2 separate regions of the Homo sapiens genome follow, and region 2 is linked to region 1. A link is a contact called in ENCODE Hi-C or POLR2A ChIA-PET data. All regions are on one chromosome and are shown on one strand. Each heading gives the region's core, a stretch centred on a gene start or an enhancer-like site at or near the end of the contact. The rest is flanking DNA. Distances are from core to core; before and after follow the strand shown.

Evidence for each region. A loop is a pair of places that touch in the nucleus more often than their neighbours do. ChIA-PET counts read pairs that join two places held with the same protein, here RNA polymerase II (POLR2A). Pooled maps may share reads with other maps.
Region 2: a loop to region 1 is called in a pooled map, with 2.8 times the contacts of the local background. The contact joins two enhancer-like sites. A Hi-C loop is called at or near these places in 5 of 50 pooled maps. POLR2A ChIA-PET finds 5 or more read pairs at or near these places in 2 of 52 experiments (OCI-LY7 and activated T-cell).

Annotation. Positions count from the first base shown.
Region 1 is chr2:191,113,043-191,117,038 of GRCh38, forward strand. The region is part of intron 3 of STAT4 (signal transducer and activator of transcription 4); the gene reads right to left. Among named protein-coding and RNA genes, the nearest start is that of STAT4, 36 kb to the right of the region's middle. Within about 2 kb of position 1,534, at least 5 of the 41 ENCODE cell types and tissues checked have a DNase peak (open chromatin) inside an H3K27ac peak, as active enhancers do.
Region 2 is chr2:191,168,684-191,172,795 of GRCh38, forward strand. No RefSeq gene overlaps it. Among named protein-coding and RNA genes, the nearest start is that of STAT4, 20 kb to the left of the region's middle. Within about 2 kb of position 1,733, at least 4 of the 41 ENCODE cell types and tissues checked have a DNase peak (open chromatin) inside an H3K27ac peak, as active enhancers do.

The DNA.
Region 1 (3,996 bases), core at 284-2,783:
CCATCAGTTGTGCTGGTCTAAGCTCCCCATGTCTCATTGCTTTCCTGCCTCTGTGTCTTTGCCTACATGGTGTTGCCCACTTGTAACACCTGCTCACACCTTTGCTTATGAAGATCCTGCCCATACAATTACAGCCAGTGCTGGCAGACATTACTGGTGCCACTCATTCATTTGTTCCACAAATTTGTACTGAACAGCAATTATTGCCAGGCACTGATCTCACTGCTGTGAGTAATCACACCGAACAAGCATTATCTCTCCTATTTTTTCCTTCTTTGCATCTGAACTTGTCTCTTAGTACCTATATTACAGTTGTTCCTTTGATCTTGAGAGCTCCAACAGGGTTATAGTTCAGAGCTTGGGACACAGGAGAAAGCACTTTTTCAAATTTATTGGATTGAAGAGAAGGAAAAGTGCTGAATTTGACAGAATGAAACAGCATTGGATATAAATATGCTCAGAAACTTATACAAGGTAGTCAAACTTGAAGAAGGCTGAATTGGTTTAAGAGATTCAAGGAAACTTTTGGCTTCACAGGGAGATGTAAGAAGGCAATTAGGTACCATTAGGGCCAAATTTGTCTTTTGTCATCATGCGGAAGAAAGATTAAAAAGGTTAAAGATGAAATTTAGAGAGTGTTCCGAGTTGGAGTTTCATCAAAAGGAGCAGGGAAATAGGATAGAGAAAAAATAATTACGGAAACCAGTATAAAGAAAATCTGTGAAAATTCCTTATTTTTTAAAAGTACACTTTTTGTACAGGGAGTACTCCCAAGAGTAGCAGAGAACATTACAGAAATGTTACAGAAATAGAGAAAGTGATTTATATAAAGAACATGTTTTCATATGTATCATTTTTGATATGCCTCTCCCTTCTGCTCAACCACCACAGACAGGAGGTTCCCCTAGAGTTTATGGCTGATCAAATCTGATGTTTAAAATACATTGTTTCTGAAGAAAACTGTGGTCTGATCTAAGATGTGATATACAGGAAGCTGCTGTTATAATTTAATCTGGGCCATAATTGTTTTACAACTTAGGTAACTTTTTAGACTTAGTGTATCTACCTGAATTGTGGTAGAGACAGGAATAATTTTCAGTGAACGTAATGAAAAGCTCAATCCTTAAGTGTTATAGTATTCAATACTCAACTGCTAAAATAATTTTAAAGTTGGCCAAGGCATAAAATTTATAGCCTGAAGTCTTGCCAAAATCACGGTAATGAGACCATAAATCAATAGAATGTCCCTAAAAATAAATTTTGCTGGTTATTTGTTGCATACATATTATTATTAAGGTTCCTTGCATATCTAAAATATTATTTTCCTTATGCATATGGTATATAATAAATGGATACTGTGGTACATTTTGTGTGCAGTATAGAATAGTGGTGAAAGCAAAAGAAGAAACGATATATTTAAAAATAAGCATTTCAGTATCGTTTTTCTTACTGTTCTATTCTCACCTCCTCCGTTAAGTTTAACAGGAAGTCACAACTCTCAGTTGCATAACTTGTGTTTTCCATTCTCTGCATATTTTTCAGCTGAGCACTTATTAGAAATATGAAGTCACTTCAAGTGACAACACCATCATGACACCTCCTATCAAAAGTGACGTCACTTTTGTCTATAATCAAAGCACTGGGGCTCTCCTACCAAATCATTTCACTTGCCATAGGGCTACTGCTGTAGATCATGCTTCTTTACGGGCTGCAGAGCTGGGGGCTGCCTTTGGAGTGGAGAGACAGCAATTACAAACGTTGAAGAGGATGGAGTTCTGCTTTCAGTTCAGCTCAGCAGCCACATAATGTATTGTTGAAGCAGTGGGAAGGTATGTTCCTACCCTCGCAGGCAAAATTTCACAGACTTTTATGTGTTGTCATTATTGCCATTGTTATTTTTTTGTTTCCAGAACTGATGTACTGAATCGCATATTAGTTTATGTGATAAAAAAGGTAAATTTGTTTTTTCCCTCTATATTTGGTATTTTGATTTTTTTTACAACAAGTATGAAAGTGTGTTACTTTTATAAACAGAAAAAAGTATCTGTTTTTCAATTCTACCAACACTTATGGAGGGTCTGCTATATGCCACACACTGTGCTGAGTATTGGGAATCCAAAGTTGAAAGAGATAATTCCACCTCCAGGTCATTTCATCAAAAACCCATTCACCAAGAACCCATTTGTCAAGGTGATTCCTGGTCCTTTGTTCTCAAAAACTCACAAGCTAAAAGAAAACACAGACATGTAAGCAGTCATGAGATGTCTGCTTCATTGGTGATGAACAAAGCTATTGTTCAAGGCTCAGAGAGGAAAATAATTCTTTGGAGGTTAGGAATGGATCCAATGAAATAAAGCAACCTTGGTGTCTCACCCTAGGAGACATAGCTTCATAAGAGGGTTGTGGGTTGGATTCCATCACCCACTTGTCCTTCTGTCTGGTTCATTTGTGCAAGACATAACCTGTCAACCACGCTTCAATGCCTTGGAGAACTCTACTGTTTTGAAAACATCTGCTTTGGTCTTGATGCTATCTTATCAGATTCTGCAAAAGCTGACCAGCCATTTCCGTTGTGTCTCATCAGGTCCTTAGTCACCTATGACAATTGGACCGAATGCTCCTCCCACAAGCAAAATCACCATAGCTTGTTTCCAATGAGAATCTTAGGTTACATTAAGTATCTGGGTGATTCAGCTGGTACCTGACCTCAGTCCTCAGAAATACTGACTTTCTGTCAATGCATAGACAGTGAAGAATAAATTTTGTATTTTCCTGTATATGTTATGCCAGGATTATATTCATCAATAAACTTCAATTTGGGAGGTGGAGAAGAGTCCAAAAATGTACTCTTATTCTAAATACTAGGTCCTCTTTCTGACTATTCAAGTAGGGCTACTTACAGAAGGCCAGATACAACTATATCTATTCTACATTACTGCTTACTTCCTGCAGGAGTAAGGTATTAGTCATATGGTACGTTTGGTTGAAATGAACATTATGACCACAGAAAAAACTTAGAATGTGTTGGATTGTCAGAAAAACTTCATTTGCTTGAATTGTGCTCTGATCATTACATGTAATGCTTTGGTAAGGGCCGTGATGGACAAAGTCAATGGTACTCTTCCATTCCCAATGTGAAGCTAAGATCACATATGTACCCTTTGTTCACTGATGCTGACAAGAGGGAATTGGTTTGATAATACAGTGCTTTTACACCTATGATACGACACCACCTTCTCTGCAGAATCATATCACCTGTACATTTCATCCTAAATTAATGCCCTTGTCAGCTGGTCTTGTGGCTGTGCAATTACTTTGCAAGCTAAAATTTAGATAAAGAAGAATCAGCCTAGTTATAATAAAATAGCCCAAGGAAAGTTGAGAAATGCTAATTCAAGTTAGAAAGAAATACCCGAGTAGCCTAGAAAATAATCTTCTAATAAAATCAGTGTAGATTTACAATAAGTTAAAAGGAATAACCTTATAGATTTAGAATTTTTTTAAAAGCATATTGCATGAAATTTAGACAAAGGTGGCATGCTTTGGGAACAGTCCATCCCACTTAACTTTCTCGGTTAAAGCAGGACACCACTGAAGGCTGCTTGAAGACTCAGCTCCAGTATAATTACTTGCAATTACTTAATTACTGTCCTCTTTGGTTCATCACATACCTCATGGGCAGGAGACACCTCTGTCTTACTGCCTGTTGTATCCCAACATCAGAAGTGTTCCTGGCAGAGAAACTCCCCAACATAACTTGTTGAATGAATAAATGACTGAAAGTAAATTTACTCAAATGTCTCAGAAATGACAAGATGCTTGAGGTGGACAGTAAATAAATCTTTGGGAATCCATCGCTTCCACTAAGAAAGCAACTCAAATATCCCTCCCGTTGGAGTGGCAAAGAATAATGAAATATACGTGAGATCTCCATGTGATTCTTTTTGCATTACTTTGAGCAGAGTCTCAATCTTGGCTACATCTTACAATCACCTG
Region 2 (4,112 bases), core at 483-2,982, 56 kb after region 1:
CTTAAAAAATTGAATTTCCAGGCATGAGCCTGTGAAGATTGTTTAATTCCTTTGAGAACCTGAGCCCATCATTCAAAGAACTGTCACTCAGTGACAGTATCATTTCTTCATTCTTTATTCATTCATTCACTCATTCACCAAATACATATCAAATGCCTTATTTTTGTAAGGTAATTTACTAGGAGTAAATAAAATAAAAATGATGGACATTAGTTTGTTATCTCCCGAGTCATAATAGAAGAGTTGAAAAACATTTTGATCATTATCTAATCACAACTGCCTTTTCTATTAAAAAAAATTATCAAAAGAATAACAGTTAAGATGTAACTAAGTCCCGACTACTTTGAAGATTTGGTATAAATTAGGAAAAAAATTCAAATAAAATTTAATGTTTTAAAACAGCCCTTTTACTAAAGACTTGGCTTCTTTTTTGGCTTTTTAAAAAACTTACAGTTGCAGCCTTGATTAAAGACCTCAGGTTTCCTAAAGTACTTTTAAACTCATTGCTTTATATAGTTTCAATATATTGCTGCTAATCAGTGCCCTGTTCTTACCAACTAAAGGTGCTATCTTTTATCTGCAACTTCGTTTGTGTCATGTCCAGAAGCAAAAGCAAACATAAAACAAAACATATGGAGGAAAAATGATTTCAGTCTTTTCACTGTTCACTTCTATTTTTTACTCTTCTTATAAATCAGTAAAATGTTACTCTTGAACTACCATCACACCCACTTACTGTGGTTTTCCATTGTTGTATAGGATTTTAAAAAATAACTCATTAAATAAGCTTCATTTGAAGATCTCTGACAAGCTTGCTTTTCACTTATGAACCTAATGTAAAACATCCAATTTAGATACATTTTAAGCAGTTACTAAATAATTCCCTTACAGCTATATAGGGGTGCCTATAAGATGAGTCAATGGGTGGTTTATTTAGTCATCTATTTATTCAGCAAGTTATAGAGTGCCAACATTGAACAATGAGCCATCATAGGTTAAAATCAGGTAAAATACCAGCTTGTGCAAGAGGTGTGCCTGCCATCACATTTGAACCCAATTGCTGGAAGAGACAAGTCACAGTATGGAACATAAATACCTCAATACAAGGTAATTTATGAATCATATTAGGTAATTTGAACAAACTAAGAAAGACTGAGTGAAGAAGATGGACCCTAAAAGAACGGTTAGGATTTTTGATAAGGACTAGAGGAATATATAAGTGAAGAGAAAGACATAAGTACGGGCTGAATAGGCAGGGAAACCCAGTGTGTATTCAGGGAAGGTCAAACAGAACATATTGGCAGGAGCAGAAGCTTCATACTGGAAAATAGAAGCAGGTAAAGCTGGTGATGCGTGGAAGTGCTGTGGTGTTTTAAATGCGAGGTGCCTGAGTTTGAAGTATTTCTACGATTCAATTGCCACTCCCTTGTCATTCTTAGCCACTCCAGCCTATCCTCAAGCTGCTGCCAACATGATTCCTCTAAAAGATAAAGTTAACACATAACTCCTCTGTTGAGGATTTCTCAGTGGATTTTAGAAGGGTATGGGTCCCTAAGCCCACTCAAGTATGGGGGTCTATGAGACTGTTCAGAACTGAGCACCAAGACACAGGTTCCCTCTGGCTGAGCTCAGCTTGGAGGGTCACCACTGGCCCTGCCTGGTCTCATAGGGAGCTGGATAAACAAGAGCCCTCTTTGATCCAAGCAATGGTCTCAGACAGAGGTGAAATTGCACCTGGCAACCCATTATGCGATGGCAAATAATGGCAAACAGGCTGAGAGATCTCTGGGTTCTGATTAAATTCCAGGACACTTACACAGTGGAATTTGATGTTACTGGCTTACTAAACTCAAACAAACTTTCAAATTCACTGTGTAAATGCATTTAATTTCAGCAAAACAGCATCCATTATCTTAAGTTTACATTCAAATATTATAGATTATATTTTTGTTTTAATTTTATTTTAAAAATTAGTGCTGTGTATGGTGGAAAGTAGGAATATAGATATAGATATCATACGGCATTATCTAATTTAGTTTTAAAATGATCCCTGCAGCGTAGTTATTATTATCCCATATTATAGATGAGGAAATTGAGGGTTAGAGGGTTCAATAACTTATGCAAATTCAAACAGCAATTAAGTAGCAAATTAGGGATTTTAAACCAGTTCTATTCAATGCCACTTCTTCTGCACATGCACATTCAGATGTCATCTTCAGAGACATCAAAGTAGAATTTGTAAATGACAGAAGCTGAGAAGTGCAAGGACCCAGACTCATCTACAATATCTACTTCCTGGCCGTGACTCATCAGAGGAAAACTACGAATTATGGTTTTACTAAATCAAGGAGTTATATTCGATGACTTTTCAAATCTTCTCTCATCCCCTTGAGTCTATGATCCCTTATCAAATTTCTACTGCTCCCTAAACATTTCAGATTTCAAGAGCTCAGTTGAATCAATGAGGAACTCTTACCCATATTGAAGGAAATGTCTTTTATAGTGATATGTTCCTGTTTCCCTAAAACACCACGAGCAAACTTCAAATACCATTCCAACTTTTGCCCTTTTTTTTTTGTCCACACCTCTTTCAAAAATAAGTAACAGCATTAACAAAAACCAACAAAATTTGGCCCTAGCCCATCTGAAGTATCAGCCAGATTTGCATTTAGTTCCCCAGACCAAAGTAGGAGAAGCAGTTAGCTGGTTACAAGCCCTTCACAGTGCTAAAGAACAATGAATGGAGGGCTTCAAAATCAAAACCATACGTTTGGTAGGAAACAGCTCCAACTGGTGCTTGATTACTAACTAGGCGTTCTGCTTCTAACATGATTAGGACAAACACAGAAAACCCTGTAGGGTTTGAACTGATGGACTGATGTTTCCCTCCCAGGAAGAAAAAGAGCAGTATCCAATGGCATTGAATCACTGTGATTCTGGATACCTTCAAAAGCCAGGGCTTTGAGGGGGTTCTCATTTCTATGCCACACAGTGAGCCCTTCTCTTTCTCAGGAATCCTCTCCAGAGAGAGAGGCTTTGTGTAGAATTTTCCTGAATGCAATGAATGTCAGCACATTCCCAGCTAGAATGTGCATTCTATTCTTATCAAGTGAAACTGACCTCCCTGCCCCAGCATGCTCTCCTTGTTCAACATGATGATTAATTTCAATGATGCAGGTTTCTAGATGAATTGCACTAGAATTTGCATCCACTCCAGATGGCAAATATGTACCTCTGGAATCTCCTCACCCTTAGGAAAGAGGTCATGTGCTAGCTTGCAAGAATGAGGATTTTTAAAATAGTTGGCTTACAATCAAATCTGTGTCCCACAAAATGCTCTGTCCAGACTAGCCTCTCTCCTTTTAGTTGGCAGCGATCCTCTCCTTCCTACTCATTTTCCATCTGATACCATGTGACTCAAGTAGGAGTCACAACCAAAATGAATTTTTTTTACTGCAAAATTCAAGATTTTACAGTATTTTTTCAGCCAATGGAAGCAACCAGGATTCATAAGAGTCTGCAAGTTGATGTTCAATAGGCCCCTGAATCATGCTTATTCACAGATTTCCAAGTTAATTGCCCTGATACATGCTACTGAGCTTCTTCTAGTGAACAAAAATCTTACTCCATTAGTCATCACTGTCAAAAGGAATACAGTACGCAAAATAAAAGCTGGTCCTCTTTTTGTGTGCATTTCTGCATCAGAGTGATTGTTTCAACATTGATTAAATACAGATTTCCCCCCAAAGCTTTGTTGGAAGCGCTAAGTGGTTCAGGTGATGGAAAGTGAGTTAATTCATGTGCTCCCCTAAGTATTTTTTATTGAGGCATTTTCTTAGGATTCAAAGCAAAAAGGAAGGAAATTGCTCTTATGTGTATCAAGGAAGTCCAAATACTCACATGGACAAATAGCTGCCCCACTTCATTCGCCCTTCTTTGCATCCCAGAACTGTCACCTCCAGGAGCCTCTGCTGAGGTTACCATGGAGCTGTGGGGAAAATTTTGTTTGGAGCTTTCAGAGGATCTGTGGGGATAAACGTGGATGAAGACAAAAACCTGAAAATCTAGGGGCTGGCTCTGGGTTGGGGCAGAATCATAAGAGCTGGCCCACC